2 separate regions of the Homo sapiens genome follow, and region 1 is linked to region 2. Evidence: chromatin contacts called from ENCODE Hi-C or POLR2A ChIA-PET data. All regions are on one chromosome and are shown on one strand. The core of a region is the stretch at or near the end of the contact, and the rest is flanking DNA. Distances in the headings are between cores, read along the strand shown. Region 1 has its middle 34 kb from the start of KLRG1. Region 2 holds the start of RIMKLB (ribosomal modification protein rimK like family member B).

Region 1 (6,394 bases), core at 3,646-6,145, 330 kb after region 2:
GGTACAATTGACATACAATAAGTGGGATATATTTAAAGAGTAAAATTTGATAAGTTTTGATAGGTGTATATATCCATGAAATCACCACCACAATCAGCAGAGTGAATATATCAATTTCTCACAAAAGTTTCCACATGACTTTTCATAATTCCTCTCCCTTTCCTCCCTGTCCCCTCAACACTCATTACCCCCGGAATTCCCAATCTACTTTCTGTCACTATATATCAGACAGCATCTTCTAGAGTTTTACAGTACATAGAGTTTTATAGAATCATATAGTATGTACTTTTTTTTCTGGCTTCTTTCACTCAGCATAATTATTCTGAGATTCATCCATGTTGTTGTTTGCATCAATATTTTACTCTTTTTTATTGCTAATATTCTACTGTGTGGATTTACCGCAATTAATTTATCCATTTACTCTTTGATGGACGTTTAAGTTGTTTCCAGCTTTTGGCTATTAAAAATAAAGCTGTTATGAACATTTGGATACGAATCTTTGAATGGACATAGTCTTTCTTTTTTCTTGGCTAAATGCCTAGGAAGTGGCATGGCTGGATCATATGGTAGATGTATAGTTATGTATTAGTTGAAAACAAGGATGCCTTCTGAGAAATGCATCGTTAGGCAAATTCATCATCGTGGCAACATCATAGAATGTACTTACACAAACCTAGATGGAAGAGCCTACTACATACCTGGGCTATATGGGACAGCCTATTGCTCTTAGGCTGCAAACCTGCACAGCAAGTTACTGTACTAAATACTGTGGACAATTGTAACACAATGGCAAGTATTTATGTATTTAAACACATCCAAGCATAGAAAAAATACAGTAAAATACAGTATAAAAGATAAAAAATGGTACACCTGCATATGACACTTACCATGAATGGAGCTTGCAGATTACAGTATAAAAGATAAAAAACGGTACACCGGTATATGACACTTACCATGAATGGAACTTGCAGACTGGAAGTTGCCCTGAATGACCAATCGGTAAGTTAATGTAAAGGCCTAGGGCATTACTCCACATTACTATAGACTTTATAAATATTGTACGTTTAAGCTACAGTAAATGAAATAATGAAATAACCTTAGCTTACTGTAACTTGTTTACTTTATAAACTTTTACATTTACATTTTTAAAAACTTTTTTACTCTTTTTTTTTTTTTTTGAGACACAGTTTTGCTTTGTCACCTAGACTGGAGTGCAGTGGCATGATCTCAGCTCACTGTGACCTCCGCCTCCTGGGTTCAAGCGATTCTCACGCCTCAGCCTCCCGAGTAGCTGGGCCTACAGGCGCACGCCACCATACCCAGCTAATTTTTTTTTTTTACTCTTTTTGTGATACACTTAGCTTAAAATACAAACACATTGTGCAGTTGTACAAAATATTTTTCTTTATATCCTTATTCTATAAGCTTTTTTCTATTTTAAAACTATTTTTAATTTTTAAACTTTTTTTTAAAAAACAAGACATAAGCATGCACATTAGCCTCGGGCTACACAGGGTCAGGATCATCAGTATCACTGTCTTCCACCTCCACATCTTGTCCCACTGGAAGGCCTTCTTCGGAAGTAAGGCATGGAGCTGACACCTGCTATTATAACAATGCCTTCTTCTGCAACACCTCCTAAAGGACCTGCCTGAGGCTGTTTTACAGATAACTATTTTTTTTTCTTAATAAGTAGAAGGAATAGACTCTAAGATAATGATTAAAAATATAAGAAATAGCTGGGTGCCATGGCATGTGCCTGTAATCCTGGCTACTTGGGAGGCTGAGATGGAAGGATCCCTTGGGCCCAGGAGGTTGAGGCTGGCTGTTGAGTGATATGATTGTGCCTGTGAATAGCCACCACATTCCAGTCTGGGCAACATAGCCAGACCCCATCTCTAAAAAACCAAAAGTATACTAAATACATAAACAATAACAGTTGTTTATTATCATTATGAAGTATCATGTACTGTACATAATTGTATGTGCTATACTTTTACGTGACTGGCAGCACAGTGAGTTTGTTTGCACCTGCCTCACCACAAATACCTGAGTGTTTGTGCAGTGTCTTGAGCTACGACTTCATGGAATCACGAGGCAATAGAAATTTTTCAACTCCATTACAGTCTTATGGGAACACAGTGTATACATGGTTCTTTGTTGACAGAAACATTGTTATGTATATATGGTTCATTGTTATGTGTGCATGACTGTATATATTTGGTCTTCCTCCCATTTCCTGACATATAGCTTCTAAAATCCTTGGGATCTCCGGAGTGGTAAGAGTGTCTTATGTATGCTCATGAATGACTGGTGGCTGGAGGCTCCTAGATAGTTTTAGGATCGGGGGTGGTCACCAATAAGACCAAGGCATGATCAGAGGGCTGGGATTTTTAGCCCCACCCCTCAACTCCAGGGATGTTGAAGGTTGAGTTGATCAATGGCCATTAATGATGGCCAATGATGTAATCAATTATGCCTCTGTAATATATGCCTACGTGTGCCACTCCTCAACTCCAGGGATGTTGAAGGTTGAGTTGATCAATGGCCATCAATGATGGCCAATGATGTAATCAATTATGCCTATGTAATGAAGCTTCCATAAAAACCCAAAAGAACTTGTTCCAAGAGCTTCTGGACAGCTGAACAGGTGGTGGTTTCTTGCAGGTGGTGCACCTGTGTGGGGCCTGGAAAATCTGTGCCCCTTCTCACATGCCTTACCCCATGCATCTCTTCCATTTGGCCGTTCATCTGTATCTTTTGTAATATTCTTTAAAACAAATGAGTAAATGTTAAGTGTTTTCCTGAGTTCTGTGAGCCATCCAGCAAATTGGACCTGAGGAGGGTGTCAAGGATACCTAGATTTAGAGCCAGTCAGTCAGAAACTCAGGCCACATCCTGTGCTTGTGACTGGCATTGGAAGTGGGAGACAGTCTTGTCAGGCTGAGCCCTGACCTTTTGGGATCTGATGGTATCTCCAGGTAGATAGTATCGGAATTGAATTGAGTTAGAGGACACTTAGCTGCTGACCTCTGGAGAATTCACTGCAGAATCGATTGCTTGCTTGGCATGTGGGGAAAAATCCCTACACATTTGGTCACAAAAGCATTTTGTTGTGAGAGTATAGTATGGGAGAAACAGATTTTGGTGTTTTTTTTCCTATTCAATCTTTTGCATTATAGCTTATTCTTTTTGTATGTTGTTAAGGAAATCTTTGCCTAGTCCAAGGCCACAAAGGTTGCCTTAATGAATTCTTCTAGAAATTTTATAATTTTAGGTTTTACATTTAGGTCGGTAATGTATTTCTATTTAACTTTTTTTTCCTTTTTTTTTTTAAGAGATGGTCTTGCTCTATCACCCAGGCTGGAGTGCAGTGGCACCATCATAGTTCACTGTAGTCTTAAACTCCTGGGCTCAAAATCCTCTTGCCTCAGCCTCACAGCTAGCTGGAACCACAGGTGAATGCCACCATGCCTGGCCAATTAAAAAAAATTTTGTAGAGATGGGGTTTCACCCTGTTGCTCAGACTTGTCTTGATCTCCTGGCCTTAAGTGATCCTCTAGTCTTGGCCTCCTGGGCTGCTGGGATTACAGGCATGAGCCACAGTATCCAGCCTGTTTTTATATAACTTTTATACATGGTGTGAGATATAGGTTGAGGTTTTTTTTTTCTTATAAATGCCCAATTATTTTAGAACCATTTATTTAAATAAGTATCCTTTTTCCATTGAATTCTTTTGGCACCTATGTTGAAAATCAATTGATCGTGAACACATGGATTTTTTTTTTTTTTTTTTTTTTTTTTTTGAGCCAGAGTCTCTCTCTATTGCCCAGGCTGGAGTGCAGTGGGTGATCTCAGCTTACTGCAACCTCCTCCTCCCAGGTTCAAGTGATTCTCCTGCCTTATCCTCCTGAGTAGCTGGGATCACAGGTGTGCACCACCATGCCTGGCTAATTTTTGTATTTTTAATAGAGACAGGGGTCACTATGTTGGCCGGGCTAGTCTCAAACTCCTGACCTCAGGTGATCCGCCCACCTCAGCCTTCCAAGGTGCTGGGATTACAGGTGTGAGCCACCGTGCCTGGCCAACACATGGGTTTATTTCTGCATTCTCTTCTGTTCCTTTTTAAAATATATCTATCCTGTCACTTCTACCCCACTGTAATTTTATAGTAAGTCTATAAGTAAGAATATAGCGTAGTATAGTTCTCCAACTTTGTTTTTCTTTTTAAAAATTGTTTTATCTGTTCTTGGTCCTGAGGGTTTTACTACAGATTTTAGATAAATGTTCTTTTCATACATTTTGCGTATGTGTGAATATAATGGGGGAAATCACTGAGTTAATGGCAATATGCATTTTAAATTTTATAAGATAGCTTTAAATGGCCCCACCAATGTAAACTCTCCAGCGATGTATAAATTTGGGTGCCTATTTCTTTATACCCTCACAAGGCAGAGATAAGGTGAACCCCAGGCTCTTCATGATTATGATGACTTCACCCCTGGTTCCATTTTTGAAGGATAATGAGGGGTTTTTACCTAGAAGGAGGTCTTTCATATTCTTCACACTGGAACATCTACAATACACATCTTTCCCTTGCTAGTAATGCTCTCACAGGGCAAAGTTTTGGTGATAGTAAAGTCTTTATTTCTATATTAGCACTGAGAAGGGAAAGGAAGTAAAGAAGAGGGAAGAAAACTGGTGGCACAGAGGAAAGAGCATAAAAATGATGTGGTAAAAGCTAAAGAAGAAGTGGTTTTCAAGGGGGAGGGAGCACTTACTAGAACAAAATGCCAAAGAGTTGTAAAGTAACATAATGAGAGGAGAGTATTCAATGGAAATGGCAATATGAAGGTCATGTTTATCATTCTTCACTGGTGTGGTGGTGACAGGTGAAATTTCAGCAGGCTGATCATACAAGGTAAGGAAATGGAAACAATGAGTTTAGATGGTTTGAAGTCTGGTTAAGACAGGAAGGAAAGAGATAATATCTAAGTAGAGTCATATGTCGGGTCAATAGATCTTAAAATACAGATAGAAGACAGTAACACATTTTGTAACTTGAGGTAACAAAATTATGTTGAAAGGGAGAGATTAAAAATGCATGTGGGTGTGGCTGGGTACAGTGGTTCATGCCTGTAATCTCAGCACTTTGGGAGGCCGAGGCAGGCAGATCACTTGAGGCCAGGAGTTTGAGATCAGTCTGGCCAACATGGTGAAACCCCGTCTCTACTAAAAATACAAAAATTAGCTGAGCACGTTAGCACATGCCTGTAGTCCCAGCTACTCAGGAGAGTGAGGCACGAGAATCACTTGAACCCAGGAGGTGGAGTTTGCAGTGAGCCGAGATCGTGCGACTGCACTCCAGCCTGGATGACAGAGTGAGACTTCATCTCAAAAAAAACCCAAAAAATATGCATGTGAGAGAGGATGCTTTATAGACCAAGATTCTTGAGTCAGTGGATGAATATGAAGCTGACTGGACAACTGGAAGAAGTAACCTTGGGTAGAAAGAGTGCCCCTTCCCCATGGAAGAAGGAAAGATGGGTGAGGATTCTGATGGGTTTATTACAAGTGATAGGGAAGTAAACTGTTATTACCTGGTGAACTTCATTTTCTCAGTGAAATCAAAGACAAGGTCATATACTAAGAAGGAGAGAGGAAATAATAGGTTTGGGGGTCTATGGACAGCAGAATTTTTGAATAATCACAAAGGGGAAAGAGAGGCATCTGCCTAGAGACACGACATTGCTGGGCAGCCCTGCGAGCTTGGGTGAGGCAGGGGGCCGAACATTTTCAGTGATTTCAATCTGTACTATTGCACGGTTTTTGGCAGCAGCCTACATGGGATTTGTCATAATAACAGAGAAATCAAATAGCAAGAAGGATGGAGGGAGAGGATGTTACAGAATGGTTTCAGGGGAAGAGAAAAGGTGTCAGAAAAGAGAAGTAGCCAGAAGTAGGCAAGAAACCCAAATAATAGGGTCCCTGAAGTGAGGGACATGTATAGGAAAAGATTTGGGAATAATAGTGTAGGAGATGAAATAAAACACCACAGTGAACATTTTTGTACATGTATTCTGTTTTCTCATGTTTTGAAAGCATGAGCCAAAAACGTATGCCAAAACAAAAATGTTAATAGATACCACTGGATTACTTTCCAAAAAGACTGAAGCAGTTTTACTGCCACTGGCAACAGATGAGGGTACTAGTCCTAGGTCCTTCTCAGCTCCATGTGTTCTCAATGTTTTAAATTCTGGCTAATTATTATTATTACTATTTTTGTGGGGGAAGAAGGATGTTATAGCTTTGTCATCATTTGTGCTTTCCACACTATTAGTGGCTTTGAGCATCTTCTCAAGTAAGTTAGTTATTTGTATTTCCTCTGAGTTAC
Region 2 (7,417 bases), core at 1,539-4,038:
CGCCCCGCCCGGCCCCGACACCTCCGAACTTCCTGAAAAATATTAATTCACTGGTTAAAAATGTGTGGTGCATGATTATGTCAAGAAAAACTACTTAAAATATTTTTGAGCAGGTGTTGCTACCCAAAGGAGATGTGAGTCCACAGCCGCCTAAACATATCAACCATGAATTCTCAAAGATTATGACTGAATGTATGTACAGCCTTTCTGAACCTTGGGTTTCCAATATGGAAATGGTGTAAATAATTTTTGCCCCCTTATTACTTCATATAAAAAGTATGATGTATGAATTTGATCATTACTCACATAAACATTATCTTAACAATATCATGATAATGGTAATGTGTTTAAGCCTTATCATTGGCTTTTTTTAAATACCCTCCTGAGCTTTGTTTTACTCCCTATTAGCTTAAGTCAAAAGCAACGTTGTTACATACATGAGAATATCTTAGAATGTGTATGGCACATAGAAGCAATAAATTGAATAGCAACTTTTTTTTTTTTTTTTTTTGAGACAGAGTTTTGCTCTTGTTGCCCAGGCTGGAGTGCAATGGCACCATCTCGGCCTGAAACCTCCACCTCCCAGGTTCAAGCGATTCTCCTGCCTCAGCCTCCTGAGTAGCTGGGATTACAGGCGTGCGCTATCACGCCTGGCTAATTTTGTATTTTTAGTAGAGACAAGGTTTCTCTATGCTGGTCAGGCTGGTCCAAAACTCCCGACCTCAGGTGATTCGCCTGCCTCAGCCTCCCAAAGTGCTGGGATTACAGGCGTGAGCCACCGCGCCCTGCCCTGAATAACAACTTTTAAGGGCAAGTGGCAAGTGAGTTAATAGTCATACTTCCTATCCTCAGTTTCACCAGTACAACCCACTTTTTCTGGGGATGCAGTTACCACGAATTGGATTCCTTAAGAGTGGGACTGAAGGAATAGGTTAATTAAATATTATTATTGATCCTCTGTACATTTTTTTCCCTGTGTCAATTTCACTGTGTTTATTTTGTCAGATTTTCAGTGTTAGTATCTCTGTGCTCAAGCTTCCCTTGATCACAAAATGCTTCTCTTGGTCTTGGAGTTGAATATACTTTATGTCCCAGGGGGCTGAATATCAGAGTGGAAGTAAATAGCAACAATTTAGTTCTGTAGACCTTATCCCCTTTGTTCTCAAGATAGTGTATCTATCTTATAGGGCGTTTGTTCCTCTAAATTTTGTAAACCAACTAGACGCCTATCCTAGGTTACTCTCACTGACCTAACATTATAATAGCACTAAACACTTTGAACAGCACTTGATCTGTGTCAGCTGTTAAATATTATATACTTATTAACTCATTTACTCCTTATGACAACTCCATGAAGTAGGTGACTATTTTTATCCTCACTTTTACAGCTCAGCAGATAAAGATACAGAGAGGTTAAGTTACTGCAGAGGTTCACATAGGGAGTGGAACCATAAATCCAATCCGGGCAGTCTGGATCCAGAAGTTACCACCCTGGGTTATGCTACATCTTTTAAAGGACTCTCGAGACGCTGAAGGAAATTAGTCAAAAAATTTTTTAAAAGCAGAAAATGAAATTATATTGTCAATTGACTGGGAGAGGAGCAGTGAAAAGTTGTTGGCTGAGGTCACTGAGACAGGGCTGAGACCAGCAAGAAGGCAAACTGGTGAGCACATTACCGTACCTCACACCTGGTGTCTCTGGTGACTGAAGTTATTTGGAAGTGAATCTTCCATGTAAACCTGGGAGGTCGTCTGTAGCCCTTTTTTTTTCTCCTTAAGAAAATGTAATAGCGTAGTTGAACATTCATATTCTTAGCCTCCTTTGGGCTATACTTTTATTTTTTATACATAGTTTTAGAATTTACAAAATGCTCTTAAAATATCTCATTTCATTCTCACAACGACTCCGGACTGTACTCTTTTATCTTTTCACAACAAAGGCTCAGAGGAAGCGTAGCAACTAACTTGTCCAAGGTTTACGCCGGTTTCTAGGGGGCAGAGCTGGCGCTATCCACCCCGCCTGTATCTCCAAACCCGCTTCAGCCAGGAAATTTATCATGTGGTTTTAAATTTGCCTCTCAATATACAGAGGTACTGTCTTTACTCCAGTCCCGGATAAAGACCTTCTAGGTATGAATGATCTTTGTCTCCATATCTTTGCCTACCGGAGGGAGGAACCACCGTAAGCGGAGACTCCGGGCGGCGGCCGGCGGAAGGGCTGGGCGGGAGGCGTCGGGATGCCGGCAGGACCCTGCGCCCGAGGGGGTAGGGGGCTCGTGTCGGGGTTCCAGGCGCAGATTGATGGGGCCTAAGCAGGGAATGTGAGGGCGGGGAGGGCGTACAACGGAAGGGACTAATCTCGCGGTTTCGAGTTGGGAGCAAACCTCGCCCCCCACCCCCCCCATCCGTTTCCCTTTCTCAGTGAAGACGGTTTGGGGGCGGGTGGGGAGGCGCGTCCTCGGAGCGCCCTCGCGCTCCCTTTTCGCTCCCCGCGCGCGATCCATCGCCTCTCTTCCCCCGAGGCCAGCGATGGCTCGGGTGCGGGCGAGGAGCTGGGAGGGCGGCTCTCGACGCAGGTGTCAGATCCGCTCGGCAGTGCTCGGCGCGCTGGCCCGGCCCCCAGCTCCTCCGGCCGCCGCCCCCCGCCCGCCGCGCCGCGGCGCCAGGAGGGCGGGGCCGGGGCGCGCGCCGCTCCTCAGCAAGCGGGCGGGCGGCGTTCGGTCTGAGGGAGCGGGGCGGTCTCCGCCGGCGTCGCGCGCGCTGTGTGTGAGCGGGGTCGCGCGCGCGCGCGGCAGGCGAGTGAGGGAACGAGGAGCGGCCGGGTGTGAGTGTGTGGGAGTGAGAGTGTGTGGGAGTGGGGTGAGGGAGAAGCTGACGGGACGCGAGGCTGTGAGAAACTGGGCGAGTGTGCGAGGACGCCCGGCCAGCCTGCGGGAGCCGCAGTCGGCGGAGGAGAAAGGAGGCGGCTCCCGGTATCCCGACCCCCTCCCCCTCCTCTCCTTCCCCCACTTCCAGCCGCCCGGCGGCCCGCGCTTCCTCGAAGGCCCCAGCCCGGCTCAGTCGGCCGAGAGCGAGGGAGGAGCCCCCCGACCCAGGTGAGCGGTACGACCGCTGTTGCCCTCGGGTGTAGAGCAGTGAGGCGAAGGCGCGCCCTCCCGAGTGGGCGAGTTCAGCGGAATGGATCCCCCGATTAGCGGGGGCTGGGCCGGGGAGGGGACCGGCCCGAGCGCGCCCGGGGTCCGGGGCTAGTTGAGGCCGGTGGTCGCCGCTCCGCGGAGTCGGTGGGGAGCGAGGCGGGGCCCGGCCTTCGCGCGTGTGCCGGGAGGCGCCGGCCCGTGGCGTGTGCGTGCGACCGGGCGAGCCGTGTCGAGGGGGCGGCGACTTCGGGCGTGTAAGGAGTATGGTTTCCCCGCCGGCGAGGGGGTGTGGTAACCCCGGGAACGCCGGCTGGAGTCGGACCCGCGGGCTGCTGACCTGTCCTCGGGATTGCGGCGACACTCCCCCTCCCCCCCCTTCCCACAAATTCTATGGAGCGACCGCGGGAGGAGGATCACGTGGTGCGGTCCCGCAGCTACTGTATTCGATTCCACGTTTTCCTCCTTACGTGTAAATTTTAGAGAGTGTGACAGTCATTCCATCTTTTCCTTTGACAGTCTCTGAATGAGAAGGGGATGACCAAATAATTGCTTGTCCAGTTTTGATTCTTTAAAAATTTGAGCATGATGTAAATATTACACTACTTGCCCCTCACCCCCCCCCAAAAAAAACCCAAACCAGAGTGGTAATAATTTCAATCTCCCCTTATTAATATGTCCTTATCTCTGATCACACATTTGTTATTTCACTGTTTTATCCCATTTGTATTGGCGAATAGCGATGGGGTGGTAATTCTGTTCTGTGAGGGGTTATTGCACTAACCATGCTCAATGCAACTGCTATGTAAATTCTTTCAGTATGCTGTCATTTTCCCATTAGTTATATATATTGTTACCACATCTTTGTGGAGTTAGGTTCAACTCTAAATAGGTATAGAAAGTATATGGGCAGCCTACTATGCAGATTTTTTTTTGTGGGCTTGGTATGTTCATTATATTTATGGGTGTTCTTAATTATTAACTATAACCATTTAAATTGAAATGTTTTTAAATCTCATTTTTGTTACTTTCACAATATTGGGTACCTTAAAGGTCATTTCTTCTATTTTAAAAAATGATTTCTTAAAAGCAATTATGAGAATACTTTTAAGATATTCATTTGGAATAAAACACTCTCTGAAATTCCGGTCTCAGAGATTTAACATTTATTTCCTAAATTTTAGTATGCAACCCTCTAATTTTAAAAATAATCATAGTTAAATTTCTTTTCCAATGGTTACTGTTTTATTTGGTTAGTGTGTCAAAGGGGAGGAGGCCTATTTTGTCTTGAGGTAATCCTATTTTATTCTTTTCTATCTTGGTTAGTGCTGTTAATTTCCTTCTTTCATGTCATTGATTTAGTTGTTAGTTTGGCAACATGGCTGTTGATGTTTTTTATCTTTCTCTGTCTCCCTTTTTTCTCTCTTGTCTTCTCTTACCCCTACCAGGTGCTGGAGTCTGCTTGTCAGGGAGGGGGGCAGTCTGTGATTCTGAGAACAGAGCCAAGAAGGGGAACAGCAAATTCAGTCACAGACAATCCTCCACTCGGTCAAGAGCCACTTTTCTCTTCCTGCCTTGCCCCCCCGCAGGGGGTAAGGAACTGAGCGTTTAATCTTTAGCCGGTTGGCTACCAGCTAAAATTCTACTTATCTTAGTTTCTAGTGGATAGCTTTCTTATTTTGCCCATGTTTTCTTAGAATCCCTGTTTAATATACTTTTGTCAGTAGTAGTATCTAGGAGTAGCAGGGAGAGTGACAATAAATTAGCCCCTTCTTTTTTCCCTTGTCATTCAGGCCCCTTTTCCTCTCCAGAGGGAAATTACCAGTAAACTCTTCTAAATCTTCCACCCCTTCTCAGTCATACTGTGAAGAAACACACTAAAGTGGACATTATTTGACCAGTGAACACGAACCCAGCTTCAGGCATTGGTTTGTTGTGGCACATGGAGAAACATCTCTTTTAAAATATCTCCCAATTACCCTTTTCACAATTTGTATCCACCTAGGATTTGCTGCTGGGGTAAGTCACTAGATTTATTTCTCAAAGCTCCCCTCTCTATGAGCTGAAAGACTGACCAACCATGAACACTAGTAGGGGATGGGGAAAGGGGACAGAGCAGAGCCAGTTGTTCCACACTTTGGGAAGCAGGAGTAGCTTTTATCATCTTCCTCTGGGGAGCAGGCATAGAGACATAAACTGAGTGAAAATGGGTGGAGGAAGAACTTCTATACCCACGAACAACATGTGAAGAGAGAGAACCAAACATAAAGTAAGGAGGGTGAGTTTTATTGTATGTTGCTTGCTGACAACTGTTTTGGGGGCGCTTCAGTGATATACATTCATAGAAAGACTTTGTTTTATGGCAGATTAGTTTACAAAGAGTATTCTGCAAGTGGGATTAAGTCACAAGCAAATGAGAAAAGAGCCTCTAGAAATTGTAATTATGTGGCCTGGCGCAGTGGCTCACACCTGTAATCCCAGCACTTTGGGAGGATGAGGCAAGCTGATCACTTGAGGTCAGGAGTTTGAAACCAGCCTGGCCAACATGGCGAAACCCTGTCTCTGTGAAAAATATAAAAAGTAGCTGGGCATGGTGACGCACACCTGTAGTCACAGCTACTCAGGAGGCTGAGGCACAAGAATCGCTTGAACCTGGGAGGTGGAGGTTGCGGTGAGCCGAAATTTTATCACTGCACTCCAGCTTGGGCAACAGAGCAAGACTGTCTCAAAAAAAAAGAAAAAAGAAACTGTAATACGTTATTAGAATCTGAGGGAGGAGGAGACTGCGATAGTGAAAAAAGTATTATTTTTAAATGTTAGCTGTGCTGATATGTGCAGTTGTTTCAAGAGGTTGAGTAGGGAGATTACGTACAGATGTTGGAAATTGTCTCTTAATTGTCTCGGAATTTTCTGCTTGTCATATGAGGGATTGTTAAATAAGATAGTACCTCCAAAAGTATCTACGTAATACATTTTAGATTTATATGCCATATGTATCTGTGTACATGTTAGGTTTGTAGAAAAGTACTGACTTTCTGGCTTCATGGTAACTAATGCCATGGTGTTATTTTTAATGTTTTCTTTTTCAGTGTTTTTTTTTTCCCCTCTCAAAATTGGCTTGGAGGACAAAAGCCACAGAGCTAGCCAGCTCTACTCCCCTAGAGGCTGGTCTGCATGGAACCCATCTGTTTATATCTTTTTTCTTCTTTCTGAAATTATGTTTTTGTTTTTTTTCTAACTTTGTTAACAAAGCTAATCATTTCTGGATCAGTTATATGACCGTTATGGGAAGTAAGCACAGGCCTGATCTCTTTTTTTTTTTTTTTTTAAGAGAACCCGAAAACATTAATTAGGAATTTTGGATAGCTACATTTAGATTTTACAGGGGCCAGGTGCGGTGGCTCACACCTGTAATCCCAGCACTTTGGGAGGCTGAGGCAGGCGGATCACTTGAGGTCAGGAGTTTGAGACCAGCCTGGCCAAAATGGCAAAACCCCATCTCTACTAAAAATACAAAAATTAGCCAGGTGTGGTGGTGTGCGTCTGTAATCTCAGCTACTCGGGGGGGCTGAGGCAGGAGAATTGCATTAACCCTGGAGGCAGAGGTTGCAGTGAGCTTAGACTGTACCACTGCACTCAAGTCTGGGTCAAAGAGCAAGACTCCATCTCAATAAAAAAAAAAAAAATAGATCTTATGGGGACACCCATTTGCCTGGTATTTAATATTAAAATAGCTATGATTTTTTGATACTCTCTTACAATTTGATATAGCAGATTATTAAAATATGTTCTGTTCCATAACTTGTCAGTGTTACATGTCAGGTTATGCATTTCCCACTGGGGATAACATCAGGGAATAAAATGGTTGTCGGTTCTTTCTTCATGGAGTTTACAGACTAATTTTGGTAATCTCTGTATTTTTTATCTGTCTATCAGTTATCCGAGCAGTGTCTGAAGGAGTCTACTGGATTCTTAGGAAATGCGTACTAATTTGTGAATTGATGAGCTGGCAAAACAAAAATCTGTTTAAACATTTACATGCCTGATTAATTTTACTACCTTTTATTTCAAAAGTGTCTATATCAAGTTGTGACAAAACAGATTCAAACTTGTTCCTTTCTTAAATGCTTTTATTCTGTATTCAGCTTCTTACATTTCTTTTTTTTCCTTCTGATACTAGCTTTTGGCTTCACGTTCCTATAAATTTAGAAATAAGGTCTCTAAAGTGGAATATAGAATTGCTGTATAAGATCAGACCATTTCTTACTACTGTGCTTTCCAAT

Evidence for each region. Hi-C counts contacts between places; a loop is a spot of excess contacts on that map. ChIA-PET counts read pairs that join two places held with the same protein, here RNA polymerase II (POLR2A). Pooled maps may share reads with other maps.
Region 1: a loop to region 2 is called in a pooled map, with 5 times the contacts of the local background. The contact joins the enhancer-like site here to the promoter of RIMKLB in region 2. A Hi-C loop is called at or near these places in 21 of 168 maps with a recorded cell type or tissue (A673, CD14-positive monocyte, Caco-2 and 17 more), 25 of 37 single-sample maps with no recorded cell type and 29 of 50 pooled maps. POLR2A ChIA-PET finds 5 or more read pairs at or near these places in 6 of 52 experiments (A673, HEK293, WTC11 and 3 more).

The regions. Positions count from the first base shown.
Region 1 is chr12:9,020,241-9,026,634 of GRCh38, forward strand. It overlaps a transcript of KLRG1 not described here. Among named protein-coding and RNA genes, the nearest start is that of KLRG1, 34 kb to the left of the region's middle. Within about 2 kb of position 4,896, at least 3 of the 41 ENCODE cell types and tissues checked have a DNase peak (open chromatin) inside an H3K27ac peak, as active enhancers do.
Region 2 is chr12:8,695,203-8,702,619 of GRCh38, forward strand. It overlaps RIMKLB (ribosomal modification protein rimK like family member B), which reads left to right and starts at 2,789. Exons shown (of 6, transcript NM_001297776.2): 1 at 2,789-3,095. RefSeq lists silencers at 2,594-2,693, 3,224-3,393 and an enhancer at 2,618-3,584.